4 separate regions of the Homo sapiens genome follow, and regions 2, 3 and 4 are each linked to region 1. The links are chromatin contacts, found by Hi-C or POLR2A ChIA-PET in ENCODE. All regions are on one chromosome and are shown on one strand. Each heading gives the region's core, a stretch centred on a gene start or an enhancer-like site at or near the end of the contact. The rest is flanking DNA. Distances are from core to core; before and after follow the strand shown.

Region 1 (3,488 bases), core at 989-3,488:
TCCTCCCATACCACCCTAATACTCCTGGGGAAGCTGAATCTACTCTACTTCAGAATTGATCTAACTTGTCAAAAGCCAATTATTAGATTTCTTGTCAGTGATTGTTTAGGGAACATAGGCCTAAACCCATCAATGCATGTCATTTTTGTAGCCATAGAATTTGGATTTGGAAAAGCCATGTAACCCAGTGGAAGGCAAGTGTAAAAATTCTGGGAGGCTTCTGGGAAATAAATGTCCTAAATTTTAAGATGGTCCCCTTTTTTTTTTAAGATCTTGTGCAGAGTTGTGAGGCCTGGAATGAAGCTGACACCTGTGCGTATGTGGGCACATACACATGGGTAGGGGGTGTGTGGGGGACATGGGGGAGTGTGAGAGGTGCGGGATGGGGCTCATAGTTGAGCAGTGGAGAGAACTGTAGAAAACCAGATTTGGAGCTGTGAATGACTCACACTTAATCACCACTCTACCAATCCTCTTTTTCAATTATGTTTGAATTGAGTTTCCTGTTACTAAGTACTGTTTGAATTGAGTTTTTGTTCCCTCAGTCTGAAAGCATTTTAACTGGTACATCCCTGATGGATCTCTCTGGGTAAATGTAGTTTCACTGGAAGAGATGGTGATTCCCACCAGATTCCCAAGAGAGCTTATTTTCTCTTGTATTAAGCAGCAGGGGTCAGGCTTATGGCCTTGTATTTGTAGAAATCAGCCATCAGCTTAGCATCACCAGATTTCTGGCATTAGCTGCCCACGTCTGTGGCACTTCAGGCCCATGTAACTATTTCCAGAGTGACACAAGTTTCTTCCACAGTTGTCAACAAGTGGCCCTCACAGGTTCAGTGAGAAGAGGAAGAGGGAGAGAGATCATCAGGATTAATGGATTACTTGCATTTGTGAGACGGTTTGCCAAGTATTGCTACAAACAAGGCACGGGATTTTCTTTTTTCTTTTCTTTTTTTTTTGAGATGGAGTCTTGCTCTGTCCTCCAGGCTGTAGTGCAGTGGAGCAATCTTGGTTTACTGCATTCTCTGCCTCCCAGGTTCAAACGATTCTTCTGCCTCAGCCCTCCCGAGTAGCTGGGATTACAGGCGTGTGTCACAACGCCCTGCTAATTTTTGTATTTTTAGTAGAGACGGGGTTTTGCCATGTTGCCCAGGCTGGTCTGGAACTCCCTGCCTCACGTGATCCTCCCCCCTCGGCCTCCCAAAGTGGTGGGATTACAAGCATGAGCCACCGCGCCCGGCTAAGGCATGGGATGTTTCGAACTGCTGACATTAGAAATTCACAATCCACATCATTAACTGGATCCTCCATGCCCACTCTCTCCCTCTCTGCAGCAGCAATTTCAAATCTTTACTCTCCGCAGTTCCACAGAACACAAGAAACAAACAAACAAGCAAAAAAAGTCAGGCAGGAGCCCAAGTAACCTCTATCAAAGCAAAGACCAGTGCCTAGTCTAACGCTTTTAAGGATTTTAAAAGAGGTGAAGGTGTCCTGCTTATCCTCCAAGCTTGGGTGCTGGGGCCGGGGCGGCTGAGATTTACCAGTGAAACCCAAAGAAAGAGAGGGCAGAAAACTAGAGAAAAGAAACCAGATAATGCTACCCAAGAGGACGAAATAAAGAAGCAGGAAACGAAGCCTGAGGCTAAACCCTGGAGATGACTATTAGGAAAACACCAGAGGATGCCCCGCCCGCCAGCCCACAATGAGCAGCCTGTCCAAGTCACAAAGCGGGGCCTCGGGCCTTGACAGTTCGCGATCTGTAAGCAGAATGTTCCAGGGCCTCCCTGTCGCCTGCATCCAGCCTGGGGGCAATCTTCACTGGTGTGGGAGGCCGAAAGTGGACGGCGACGGAGGCCCCTCTGGTTATCTCTTTGCCGTGCCAACACAGTCTCTGCGCCCACTAAGATGCATGAAATAAAAATTTCCGTGACTCGCCCTTTGCAGTGGAGAACTGAAACAGGCACACCAGGGAATTGGAGCGGAGGAGGGTAACTCAAACTCAGAGTGAGAGGGTTTGCAGGGGGCCGATTTGGGGCCAACAGGCTTCCCAGCAGGCCCCCGGCGCGGGACAGCGGAAGGCGAAACGCTTTCAAGAGACCCCGCTGCCAACATCCCCACGCCCTCGCGCCCTCCCGCCGCCCCAGAAGGCCAACTCCGCCTGCCTGAGTCACAGCTGGAGCTGGGGAGGAGCCAGGGAAAGGAGGCCCCTGACCGTAGTGCGGCCAGCAGTTGCAGGCAGACGGAGCAGAGCGGTCAGGGATCATGAGGGAGAGTGCGTTGGAGCGGGGGCCTGTGCCCGAGGCGCCGGCGGGGGGTCCCGTGCACGCCGTGACGGTGGTGACCCTGCTGGAGAAGCTGGCCTCCATGCTGGAGACTCTGCGGGAGCGGCAGGGAGGCCTGGCTCGAAGGCAGGGAGGCCTGGCAGGGTCCGTGCGCCGCATCCAGAGCGGCCTGGGCGCTCTGAGTCGCAGCCACGACACCACCAGCAACACCTTGGCGCAGCTGCTGGCCAAGGCGGAGCGCGTGAGCTCGCACGCCAACGCCGCCCAAGAGCGCGCGGTGCGCCGCGCAGCCCAGGTGCAGCGGCTGGAGGCCAACCACGGGCTGCTGGTGGCGCGCGGGAAGCTCCACGTTCTGCTCTTCAAGGTCAGTGACCTCAAACGGTCCCCAATCCGAGGCCTTTGCCGGCCTGTGGGCCACCAGCTGGGGGCTCCCCGCTTCCATCCACCTACCACACCCACATTCCTGACCCCTCCCGCCGTCTGTTGCTGTGGAACAGACTCACAGAGCCGCACCCACTTCCCAAGACCCAGCCCCATCCCTCCCTCTCACGCCTGAGCCCCGCCTGGCCAATCCAAGCCCGCCCAGCTCTAGCTCAGGCCACGTCCGCAGAATTTGGTCTGAGTCCCAGCCAATCCCTAAAATAACGGTGGTTGAAAGGGCATTCCGTGACTGCGGGCACTATCCTCTTCTCGCCCCTCACCAGGCCTCACCTACTTTACAGCGTTTTGCAGTTCGCACGCAGCTTTCCCTCCCCTTACCTTCCCACGCCTGCCTTTCCCCCCAGACTCTGGCTGCGGAGGTAAAAGGTTTCCCTTGTGTAATTAAGGAGTGAGTTTCGGGCTGCTGGGGGTAAGGAGCTGCCAGGATCAGTGCTGTGTCCGTCACATGCAGGAGGAGGGTGAAGTCCCAGCCAGCGCTTTCCAGAAGGCACCAGAGCCCTTGGGCCCGGCGGACCAGTCCGAGCTGGGCCCAGAGCAGCTGGAGGCCGAAGTTGGAGAGAGCTCGGACGAGGAGCCGGTGGAGTCCAGGGCCCAGCGGCTGCGGCGCACCGGATTGCAGAAGGTACAGAGCCTCCGAAGGGCCCTTTCGGGCCGGAAAGGCCCTGCAGCGCCACCGCCCACCCCGGTCAAGCCGCCTCGCCTTGGGCCTGGCCGGAGCGCTGAAGCCCAGCCGGAAGCCCAGCCTGCGCTGGAGCCCACGCTGGA
Region 2 (3,488 bases), core at 268-2,767, 61 kb after region 1:
CAAGGAGGCTGGGCTGGGCTAGAGGTGTTCCACTTGTGTTCCCACTATCTTTTCCCTGTCAAGGCTCTTCCACTTTGTGCTGCAATCCCCTGCTTTTCTGTCTCGCCCATTAAACTTTGAGCTCTGTGAAGTAGGAATTGTGTCGGTTTTGTTCAACTTACATTCCCACTGCCTAGCACAATCTCTGGTTCAATAAATATTGGCTGAATGACAGAATCCAAGTGTGAGTGTGTAACAACTCGGCTGAGAAAGCATAGATTATTTCGTGGGGTAAATAAATACTTGGATTACAATTTATTCCAACTTTCCCTTTTTGAGTTTAGAAAAATTTCCTTCTGCTTAACATTGCTCCTTCACCTAGAATCCCACTCCTTCCTTTTCTGCCTACTCAACTTCAAGACCCAGCTCTAAGGTTCTAGCCTCTGTGAAGTTCTTTTGGTGCCCACAGTTTAGACCCTTTCATGGGACTTCCATTGTGTCTGTGATTTTTCCATTTGCTTGGTTTCTCTCTGCACTTGGCTATGGGCCATGAGGGTCCAGACTGGGTCTAGTTTGCCCTGTGCCCCCAGCACCTAGCCTAGGGCTGGAGAGAGAGCTTGGAAGATAGCTGGAGACATTACTTGCAGACAAAGAGAGAGGGCACAGAGCCTCGAAAGCTCCAACTAGGGAGGCAGAGGGGTTTGAGAAGGAGTGAAATGGAGGCAGGCAGCTCTAAGGAGCATCCCCTAGTGTCCAGCCTAATTCAGATTTGAGGATCTTTTTTGGGATGGCTGGGGGCTGGGGTGTCAGATGTGATCACAACTTCAGCTTCGCATTCAAGCTTTCCAGAGTGCTCCCTCCCTCAACCAGCCCCCTTCTTTTCCCAGTCCTGCCTTCCTTTCTTCCTTCCCTTCTCTGTTGTGGCTCTGTGAACTGGATGTAAGAGGGAAAAGGAGATCTGCAGGGTTGGCAAGAGGAGGTCCTCGCCTTCTGACTGGTGTCTAGGAGGGGCTGCGTGTTGGGGAAGGGGCTGTGCTTTGGGGTGAGCAGGGGCTCTAGGTGTATTCAGGGGACCAGGATGTGAAGGAGTTCCGACCAGGTGGTGTGAAGCTGTGATGAAGTTGTAGGCTGTGGGGGTGAAGGTGTGAGGGGAGCTGTTTGGGGGCTGAGGGAGTACTATGAGAGGCACGGTGTGGACGTTTGAGAAGGTAGTGTGGAGCTCGTTGGGGGGACTCTATTAGTGTTCTGGGGTACAGTGAGAAATAGCTTGTGGGGGGGGCTGAGGGAGGCACCCACCTCGTGTCCCGGCTCCGCGAATGCGAGGGGGCTCGCAGCTGAGGTTGCCCACACTGCTGCTGTTGAGGAGAGGCGCCCCCGGGCGGCACAGGGAAGCCCCCGGCCCGGGTCCGGTTCCCTGCACGCTCCGGTTCAGCTTTAGCAGCTCCATGGCCCCCGCCGAGCCCGCCGCCTTACTCAGCTCGACCCGGCGGGCTCCCAACGCGGCTCCACCTGCTCACGCTGCGATTCCGGCTCAGGCTCCCGCCGCCCTCCTCTCCCTGCCCCCTGCCCCGCCTGGTCCCCGCCCCCAGCCCAGGCGCCTGCCCTCCACTCTCCCGCGGCTCGCCCCGCCTGGGTTCCCGTCCCTCCGCCAGCCTCTGTCCCGCCAGGTGACTGTGCACCCCCTCCCTGGCTCGGGAGTTCTGCCCCTCCCTGTGCGACTGTCCTCCAGGCTCGCCCCCTCCCTAGATGTGTCCCGTCTCCTCTTAGAGATTTCTCTCCTGCCCACCTCTCTTTATCACCCGCCCCCACCCCCGATTCCCAGGAATGAGAGAGAGAGAGAGAGAGAGAGAGAGAGAGAGAGAGAGAGAGAGAGATTGAAGACAAGAGTATTGGCAGCGTAGGGGGAGGTTTCGGGGAAGGGAGGGTAGGAGGGGTTGGGTAGAGACGGCTGCCACGGATCCAGCATCTTTCTCTGGTGTATCAGGGAACGTGGAGGTGGCGTTGGAGACCAGGTCTGCGTGCGTCACCTGCTGAGGCGCGGATGCTTTAGTCTGAGCCTAGAGCCGCATTTACCGTACTGTGTTGCAGTGGCCGCAGTGACCGTGACACTATTGCTACCGTAGTTCCCTGCAGCTCCTCGCTGCGGGCCTGGGGTAGCTCCTGCATCTGTCTCCGCACCCTCCATCTCCTGTCTGAGGCTTAACACTCAGGCTTGCACTTAAGGGTCCCAAGGAGCCCTCCACAGCTGGGCGGGAGTGGGGGTGGGGCCGGGGCCGAGATTTGGCTCCAGGGAAGCCTTGCCAGGGAAAAGGGCTCCCGGGAGGAAGCTTCTGACTTGAGTGTTGAGGGCAGTTGGGGGTGGTGGCAAGCACTGACAAGGATAAACCAGAGTAAGGTGAGGATGGGATATAATTCTAACGCCGGCCCAGCGCAGGCAAAAGAGAAGGAGAAGGTTGGCTTTCTCCACCGTCTCCAGGCAGCGCCCACGCCCACCCGACACGCTAACGCTCCCTGTTTGCTCTCAGTGCAGGCAGAGCTGCCTGTGTAGGGTGTCAGGTTCCCACGAGAGGGGGCTAGAAGGGGACTGGGTCACTGCGGTGCAGCGGGAACAGGGCTGAAGGGTGCAGGACTGAACTGGGTTCAGCTTCTCGGGGCAGGATTTGCCTCTTCTACTATTTCAGCCCTGCTCCCTATGCATTCTCCTATCCATTCCTTTTCTTCCCCAGATTCCTATCTCCAGATTCCTATCTCCAGATTCCTATCCATTCTTCAGATTCCGGATGAACTCCAATACGATGTGAAATTCTTCTGACCCCCAGCAGTAGCTGTAAGAGGTTGGGGGCGGGCATCAGTGGAAGAGCAAATTAGAGAATGGAGTCTGGCTTTATGGGGGATTCAGCAGGCCCTTATCCAATTAATCTTTTGGAGAGGACCTGGTTCAGCCAGCCCTGAGTTTATAGGGGCTGAAGCATTGAAAGAGAGTTGAAAGACAGTTTATGCCTGAGATGTCATCAACTGCTCCCCCTTTCCTTCCTCCTGGTACTGCCTGTCTTGCCCATCAGAGAGCCTGGACCAGAGGAGCTTGATTTGCTATTTGTTCCGCTCCAGCACAGGTGGGGCCTCAGATAACCTGCTCAAGTTTTCCCACATTGGATGACAGTACGATGAGGAGGGAAGGGAGCAAAGGATGTAAGGGAGAGGGGAGTGAAAATAGAAATAGATGGACATTCACTTATTTAGCAAACTATGCCAGTTCTAGGGGTATGCACTAGTTGTCCAATATAGTTTGCCCCTCAGTAGCACCTACTCTAGTGGGATTTTCCCAAGCAAGCCAATGATTGTAATATATGGTCGTTAAGTGCACCCACCAGGATGTACAAATCAGAAATTTAGGAATTATTATTGATGCCTTACTCCCCTATGCTCCTTCACCCCTGCGCTGGATGCTGTGATGCAAAGCCCAGAACCCTCTTCAAAAATGGAGGATTTATTTTCCAGCTGTGGAGAGT
Region 3 (3,488 bases), core at 569-3,068, 58 kb before region 1:
GAAAGGTGAGACAACCTTATTCTTGACTTTCTCTGGGTTTTAGAACTTCTGAAACCTATTGTGCAGGCTTCTAGGCTATTGGATAATGACTAGAACTTGGGGAAGGGAGAGCAAGGCTGGTGTTTAAAGATCTAAAGTTATACAGCCTCTGCCTCAGTGGCGAACTGAGTCCCTGGCTTGGAGAGTGATTGGCAGAGGGACAAAATGGGCTGCTTGGTTGGGACAGATAACTTCTTAGTTAATCTGGGTTAATTTAAGCAGACATTCGCTTAGGGTACTTACATTTTGTTGTGTCAGGAAACCTGTACAAACAGCTGAGCACGGTGGCTCACGCCTGTAATCCCAGCACTTTGGGAGGCCTAGGTGGGCGGATCACCTGAGATCAGGAGTTCGAGACCAGCCTCAATATGGAGAAACCCCGTCTCTACTAAAAATACAAAATTAGCCGGGCGTGGTGGTGCATGCCTGTAATCCCAGCTACTCCGGAGGCTGAGGCAGGAGAATTGCTTGAACTTGGGAGGCGGAGGTTGCAGTAAGCTGAGATCAGACCATTGCACTCCAGCCTGGGCAACAAGAGTGAAACTCTGTCTCAAAAAAAATTAAAAATAAAAAAAAAGGAAACCTATACAAATTCTGTTCAAGTGGCCAGCCAATTCTTGAGCTGTCTGTGAAACTGCAAATTGAATTCGAAATTCCAGACAGCAGCCCAGCACTGATGGGGAAAGGTCTCCCTCTTGTGGAAATTTTAGGGATTACTGGAAAGCTAGTAATCTATACCTTTAAGAGCTCAAATCCAGAAGAAATTTTTCTTGACAGGCAATTCCAACGCAGTGTATGTAGAACCCCCAATAGTAGGGGCTGCAATTTAAATTCAAGCTATCTGGATTAGAATCTTTGTTCTGCCACTTATTAGTTGTGTGACCTGGACAAAGCACATCACTTTTTGAGCTTCAATTTCTTTCTGTGTGACATGAAGATAATAGATAATATAAGGTTGTGAAGTTACAATGAGACAGTACTTAGATTAATAGATGTGACAGAGGAAGACTTTTAGTATCTGATGCAAACTTTTAAAGTTGCATCTTATATTTCATTACCAACTATACAGAATCTACCACCTTATACATAGTAGATGCTGTATCTGTATTGACTATCATTGATTTAATGAGGTCTAGCTGATAACTCTCCCCAGTTTTCCATGCCTTATCCACACTGTCCATTGACAGGAGAGAGGAAATCTATGGTTACAGTGAGGTGGAGGCTGAAGGAAAAGTTAAATGTTAAAAACTGCCCTTCGCCACCCCGCCCTGTGGAAGACGTAGGGAGTATTTACTTAATGACAATAACTTAGCTCCATCTATTGTCAGGAAATCATCCATTTATTCCCACCCACCGCCGCCAACACACACACTGTTCTGTGTCAGGCCCAGACCAAGAAGCTGGGGATATACCTGTTAGTAGGAAAAGCCCTGCCCTACAGAAGACTCCAGCTCAGGAGAGGATAGGGGCAAGAATAACATACTTGCCTCACCCCATCAGCCAGCATGAGGAAGCAACATAGAAGCTGTCCCCTGCAGACCTCCTGTCAACAGTCACGTGAGCACCCAATGTCACCAGTGTTGACAGATGATCTTCCAGTCGTTCCTGGGAGAAGGCTTTCCATCCGCAGCTACCTACATCTTATATAGGATGAAGGTCACCTCTCTGTGTCCTGAGATATTGCCACACTCCAACCACACTGTCTCATGTGGACATTCACTTAAAACGACTCAGGATACTTGTAAGCTCCACTGAAGCAGTCAGATCTTTGACACACAGGAAGGGGAGTGTAATGTGGAAGGAAGTGTCTCAGCCCTGTACTTGGGTAGGCTGAACAAGGGTGAAATCTAGTCCTGAAACCTAGACAGTTTTACATTTTTTTTTCTTTACCATCTCTATTCTCTGAAGAAGCTAATCCTTGGGAGGATATTTTTCAGCTTCCAAACAGAAATTGAACTAGGAAACCAATATATATGGTTGTGCATGCACATTTGTGTGCACATGAGTGCATGGGTGGTGTGGTGGATGGGCACCACCCCCAATGCAATAGCTCTCTGACTTCATCAATGCATCCAGTCTATCTTCCTTTTCTCTCTGTTTACCCACCTGCTCCTGGCTTCCTGTCTGTTTAAAATAATACTTTATAATCTAACATTATAGTAATTCCTTTGCAGATATGCTCAGCTCCTGTGTTCCCCTCTCCTCTGTCATTTTCATCTGGCTGAACTCCAGTCTCAAATGATCCCAATTACTTTCATTTTCTTCTTCTGAACCAGAGTAGCTGAAATTGTTACAGCAAATTCTATAGCTAGAAAAAGTGATATAAGGCCGGGCGCGGTGGCTCACGCCTGTAATCCCAGCGCTTTGGGAGGCCAAGGCGGGTGGATCACGATGTCAGGGGATCGAGACCATCCTGGCTAACACGGCGAAACCCCATCTCTACTAAAAATACAAAATATTAGCCAGGCGTGGTGGTGGGCGCCTGTGGTCCCAGCTACTCAGGAGGCTGAGGCAGGAGAATGGCGTGAACTCAGGAGGCGGAGCTTGCAGTGAGCCGAGATCGAGCCACTGCACTCCAGCCTGGGCGACAGAGCGCGACTCCGTCTCAAAAAAAAAAAGAAAAGAAAAAAAGAAAAAGTGATATAATGATAAATTCATGATCCCCAGACTCACATGGTCCCTCAGTGCTGCCTGGCAATTTTTCCGTGTTTCTCTAGTGAGCTTGCTCTTTTTCTACTTTTTCTAACTTTTTCATTGCTTTGTAGATCTTTTCATATCTCTGCATCCTCTGTCCTCACACCACCCACTCTTACTGATTTTGCCTTCTATTTTACAGATAATTTAGAAGCCATCCAGAGAGACATTCCCTTGTCTTTGTTACAACAAATTAAAACCCTGCTTGCATCTGTACCCATCCTCTCCCTTTCCCCCTCTGTTATATCCTAATATTTTACAGATGATGAAATACAGGTGCAGAGAAGTTACATAGCTTGCCTAAGATCACACAGCTAGCAAGTAGTTGAGCCCAGTTCCCAGCAGATGAAGCATCCCTCTTACAAAGGGCTGATACTTTTATATTGTTCTATCTCTCAGGGATCTGATTATATTAGCTATTCCCCTTCTCTTAGTTAATTTTTTTTTTTTTTTTTTTTTTTGAGATGGAGTTTCGCTCTGTCACCCAGGCTGGAGTACAGTGCCATAATCTCGGCTCACTGCAACCTCTGCCACCCAGGCTCAAGCGATTCTCCTGCCTCAGCCTTCTGAGTAGCTGGGACTACAGGCACGCACCACTACGCCTGGCTGATTTTTGTATTTTTAGTAGAGATGGGGTTTCACCATATTGGCCAGACTGGTCTCAAACTCCTGACCTCAGGTGATCCACCTGCCTCGGCCTCCCAAAGTGCTGAGATTACAGGCGTGAGCCACCTCACCTGGCCCTCTCCTAGTTA
Region 4 (3,488 bases), core at 674-3,173, 37 kb before region 1:
AGTCTACGAATTTGAGATCAGCCTGCGCAACACAGGGAGATCCCCATCTCTACAAAAAAAAAAAAAAAAAAAAAAAGATTAGCTGGGTGTGGGGGTGCACACTTGTGGTCCCAGCTACATGGGAGGATTGCTTCAGCCCGAGGAGGCTGAGGCTGCAATGAATGGTGTTTGTGCCACTGCTCTCTACCCTGGGTGACAGAGCAAGACCCTGTCAAAAAAAAAAAAAAAAATCACTGGAAAAAGAATAAATTTTTTTTTGAAATGGAGTTTCGCTCTTGTTGCCCAGGCTGGAGTGCCATGGCGTGACCTCGGCTCACCACAACCTCTGCCTCCTGGGTTCAAGCGATTCTCCTGCCTCAGCCTTTGGAATAGCTGGGATTATAGGTGCCTGCCACCATGCCTGGCTAATTTTTTGTATTTTTAATAGAGACTGGGTTTCACCATGTTGGCTAGGCTCGTCTCGAATTCCTGACCTCAGGTGATCTGCCTGCCTCAGCCTCCCAAAGTGCTGGGATTACAGGTGTGAACCACCACGCCCAGCCAAGAAATTTATTCAATACAAAGTTCTGGGAAAACTAGTTACCATCAGATCAGTCTAGATCCTCTTCTCACATTGTATACCGAGTACTTTCCAGATGAACTAAATAACTTTTTAAAAAAATTCCCAGAAACACCAAAATGTTTATCAAATCTCTGGAAGGAAGTAATGTTTCCATCTTAGAAGCAGTAGAAGTGATCACAAAGGAAAAGATTAACTGACTCGGCTATAGAAGTATTTTAAACTTTAGCATCTCAAAAAATAAAAGTTAAGCAAAATAAAAAAGGCAAATAAACTAGGGAAATATTTGCAGTTAGCTGCACCAAGAACTCCCATAAACTGACTTTAAAAGAATACACTGAGGCACTGATAGGCAGGCAAAATACATGATCAGATGATTTTCCAGAAGAAGAAAGACATAAAATGGTGCTTAATCTTCATAATTAAAGAACTCCAGGAAGGAGAGGCCAGTGGTGGCCAAAGAGTCAGGGAGAATTTCACAAGGGAGGTAGAGTGTGGGCTTGTTCTTGAAGATAGACTTTAAAGAGATGGAAGGAAGAGATGCTCACATTTGTGTGGCATTCCCTGCCTACTGGCCTCTCCTGTGTCCCCTGACTTTACAGAGCTTCTGAGGCCTAGAACTGGATTCTAAATGTCTCTTGGGTCACCATAATCTGTCAGTAATGGAAACAACTTTACTCATGGAAGCATACCACTGTGGAACTTAGGAAAGTCTGGCACAGGGGAGTTCTGGAAGGAGAATTCTGCGGCAGGGGGAGCAGGGCAAGGGCTCTGAAATTCCCACGCCTATCCCCACCTCTTTCCTCAGCAGTCTGAGAGTTTTCTGACTTCAAAACTAACTGCTTGCCCAGCCTTGTCCCCAACTCCTAATTGGAGTTGGGCTGTTCCTTTTTTACAGCTTTCCCAGGAATGTGAACAAAACTTTAATTCGTCTGAACACAGTTTGAACTGGCATTTTCATTTTAGGGTCTTTTCTTTATACTGTATTACTTTGAATCCATATCTTTAAAAAATTAAACAAGCAATACATATTCAATGAAGAAAGTACAGATATAGATGGCATTTTATGAAGTTTTTTCTGCAGAACAGAGAGGAAGAGAACATATAAAATATAAATAGCTCACCTACGTCAAATTTCCAAAGCACAGGTTTTGGATCACACAATAAGGAGACCCTGGCACTGGGCTTTCTGGCGCCTCTCCACTAGGTTCCAGGCCTGGCTAGATCAGGACATCTCACTGGGAGGCCACATTGGAGAGATGGCGTGACATCATTATTGCCTCAGGGCCAAAAGCCCCGATTCATACTTGCGACTCTCTCCTGCCAGGCCTCCCACTCAGCTCCCTTTCTGGTCTAAAGATTGTGACTCATCCTCAGCCGTGCACGGCGGCCATTCTCAATCTTTTCTCCACCACCCACACACAATGGATGACAACCATATTCATACGCACTCTCAAAGGTTAAACCCAATTTTATCGAAACCCTGGAAGAATTTTGGAAGGAAATCAAAGCCAATGGCAAAAATAACTATTACATTTCAATGCAATACGATGACTTGAAAATGACATGACAATTGGTGTGTTAGCAATCTTCCTACCACTGCTGGGTGCACGTGTAGCAAAGGTTTTGGAGAAGCAATTCCTGAGAGCTGGCTGTGATGCCACTCCCTCTTCTCCCCAGTTAGTGATGGGGACATTATTATAGGGGTAACTTAGTGTGTCACTGTTAAGCCTCATGCATGTATTTTTAATAGCAGTTATTGGGGCTTATTGTGTATCTGTTTACATGTCTGTTTTCACAAATAAACTTTTCTGTTAATTACTGTATCTTTAGCATCCAGCACAGTGCCTAACATTAATCAAGAGGTAATGATTAAACAAATGAGTGAACAAATCCACTTTGCCGTGAAGCCTGTATGCCCCTTGCTCTGACTCGAAGAAATTCTGCCTTTCCTGTCTTCCAATCTCTGGCCAGCCCACCAGCAGCACTCTGCAACATTTTATAAACACAGTTTGCCTTCTTGTTTGACCTGTTGGTGCTAGTCCAATATGTCACCCCTGACACCTTGGCCCTGTTTTCTGGACGTCTTTACTCAACACTTCTGTTTTTTTCCAGTCCTCAAGAGTCTTTGAGATATTCTCAAGAACTGGAGACTGAGAGGTTTCTTTTAACTCTCCCCTCCCTAGCAGGACCTCTGGGTTGGCTCTCCACATCGATTTTGAATATTTGACAGTAGATTTATCCCTTATCCACTTATTTTATAGCACCCAGAGCATGTAGCGCAGGCCTAAACAAATATTAAGTCCATCTCCTTTGTAGTATATATCACATTTTCCTTCTTTCTTTTTTTTTTTTGAGACGGTGTCTTGCTCGATAGCCCAGGCTGGAGTGCAGTGGCACGATCTCGGCTCACCACAACCTCCGTCTCCCGGGTTCGAGCAATTCTCCTGTCTCAGCCTCCTGAGTAGCTCGGACTACAGGCACGTGCCACCACGACCAGCTAATTTTTTTTTTTTTGTATTTTTACTAGAGATGGGGTTTCACCTTGTTGGTCAGGCTGGTCTCTAATTCCTGACCTCAGGTGATCCATCTGCCTTGGCCTCCCAAAGTGCTGGGATTACAGGCATAAGCCACCACGCCCGGCTATGTATCACATTTTCTATTAAATAAATAATCATACAGTTTGTCTAACAGCTGTGTCTCCTAATTGGAGGTGAGTTTCACAAGGACATGAATTTTATATATATATATGAATTATATATATATAAATTATATATATATGAATTATATATATAATTCATATATATATATGAATTATATATATAAATTATATATATATGAATTATATATATAAATTATATATATATGAATTATATATAAATTATATATATATGAATTATATATATATAAATTATATATATAAATTATA

What was found. A loop is a pair of places that touch in the nucleus more often than their neighbours do. ChIA-PET counts read pairs that join two places held with the same protein, here RNA polymerase II (POLR2A). Pooled maps may share reads with other maps.
Region 2: a loop to region 1 is called in a map of heart left ventricle, with 2.6 times the contacts of the local background. The contact joins the promoter of CCKBR here to the promoter of CAVIN3 in region 1. A Hi-C loop is called at or near these places in 52 of 168 maps with a recorded cell type or tissue (CD4-positive, alpha-beta memory T cell, CD8-positive, alpha-beta T cell, Caco-2 and 36 more), 31 of 37 single-sample maps with no recorded cell type and 45 of 50 pooled maps. POLR2A ChIA-PET finds 5 or more read pairs at or near these places in 12 of 52 experiments (A549, AG04449, AG04450 and 7 more).
Region 3: a pooled map shows a loop between it and region 1 (3-fold over the local background). The contact joins the enhancer-like site here to the promoter of CAVIN3 in region 1. A Hi-C loop is called at or near these places in 11 of 168 maps with a recorded cell type or tissue (CD4-positive, alpha-beta T cell, Caco-2, Right ventricle myocardium inferior and 7 more) and 15 of 50 pooled maps. POLR2A ChIA-PET finds 5 or more read pairs at or near these places in 12 of 52 experiments (A673, AG04450, BJ and 7 more).
Region 4: a map of left ventricle myocardium inferior shows a loop between it and region 1 (9-fold over the local background). The contact joins the enhancer-like site here to the promoter of CAVIN3 in region 1. A Hi-C loop is called at or near these places in 48 of 168 maps with a recorded cell type or tissue (CD4-positive, alpha-beta T cell, Caco-2, Calu3 and 26 more), 17 of 37 single-sample maps with no recorded cell type and 40 of 50 pooled maps. POLR2A ChIA-PET finds 5 or more read pairs at or near these places in 21 of 52 experiments (A549, AG04449, AG04450 and 14 more).

What each region holds. Positions count from the first base shown.
Region 1 is chr11:6,319,251-6,322,738 of GRCh38, reverse strand. It overlaps CAVIN3 (caveolae associated protein 3), which reads left to right and starts at 2,238. Exons shown (of 2, transcript NM_145040.3): 1 at 2,238-2,646; 2 at 3,175-3,488. The coding sequence starts at 2,263. It overlaps LOC101927825 (a long non-coding RNA gene), which reads right to left. Exons shown (of 7, transcript XR_930998.4): 1 at 3,042-3,488. RefSeq lists enhancers at 1,472-1,561, 1,592-1,651, 1,662-2,021, 2,232-2,281, 2,825-3,488.
Region 2 is chr11:6,257,867-6,261,354 of GRCh38, reverse strand. CCKBR (cholecystokinin B receptor) reads right to left here and starts at 1,517. Exons shown (of 5, transcript NM_176875.4): 1 at 1,276-1,517. The coding sequence starts at 1,426.
Region 3 is chr11:6,376,686-6,380,173 of GRCh38, reverse strand. No RefSeq gene overlaps it. Among named protein-coding and RNA genes, the nearest start is that of SMPD1, 12 kb to the left of the region's middle. Within about 2 kb of position 1,818, at least 4 of the 41 ENCODE cell types and tissues checked have a DNase peak (open chromatin) inside an H3K27ac peak, as active enhancers do; they include CD4-positive, alpha-beta T cell, where a contact is called at or near this core.
Region 4 is chr11:6,355,831-6,359,318 of GRCh38, reverse strand. No RefSeq gene overlaps it. Among named protein-coding and RNA genes, the nearest start is that of SMPD1, 33 kb to the left of the region's middle. Within about 2 kb of position 1,923, at least 11 of the 41 ENCODE cell types and tissues checked have a DNase peak (open chromatin) inside an H3K27ac peak, as active enhancers do; they include adrenal gland, ascending aorta, heart right ventricle and 5 more, where a contact is called at or near this core.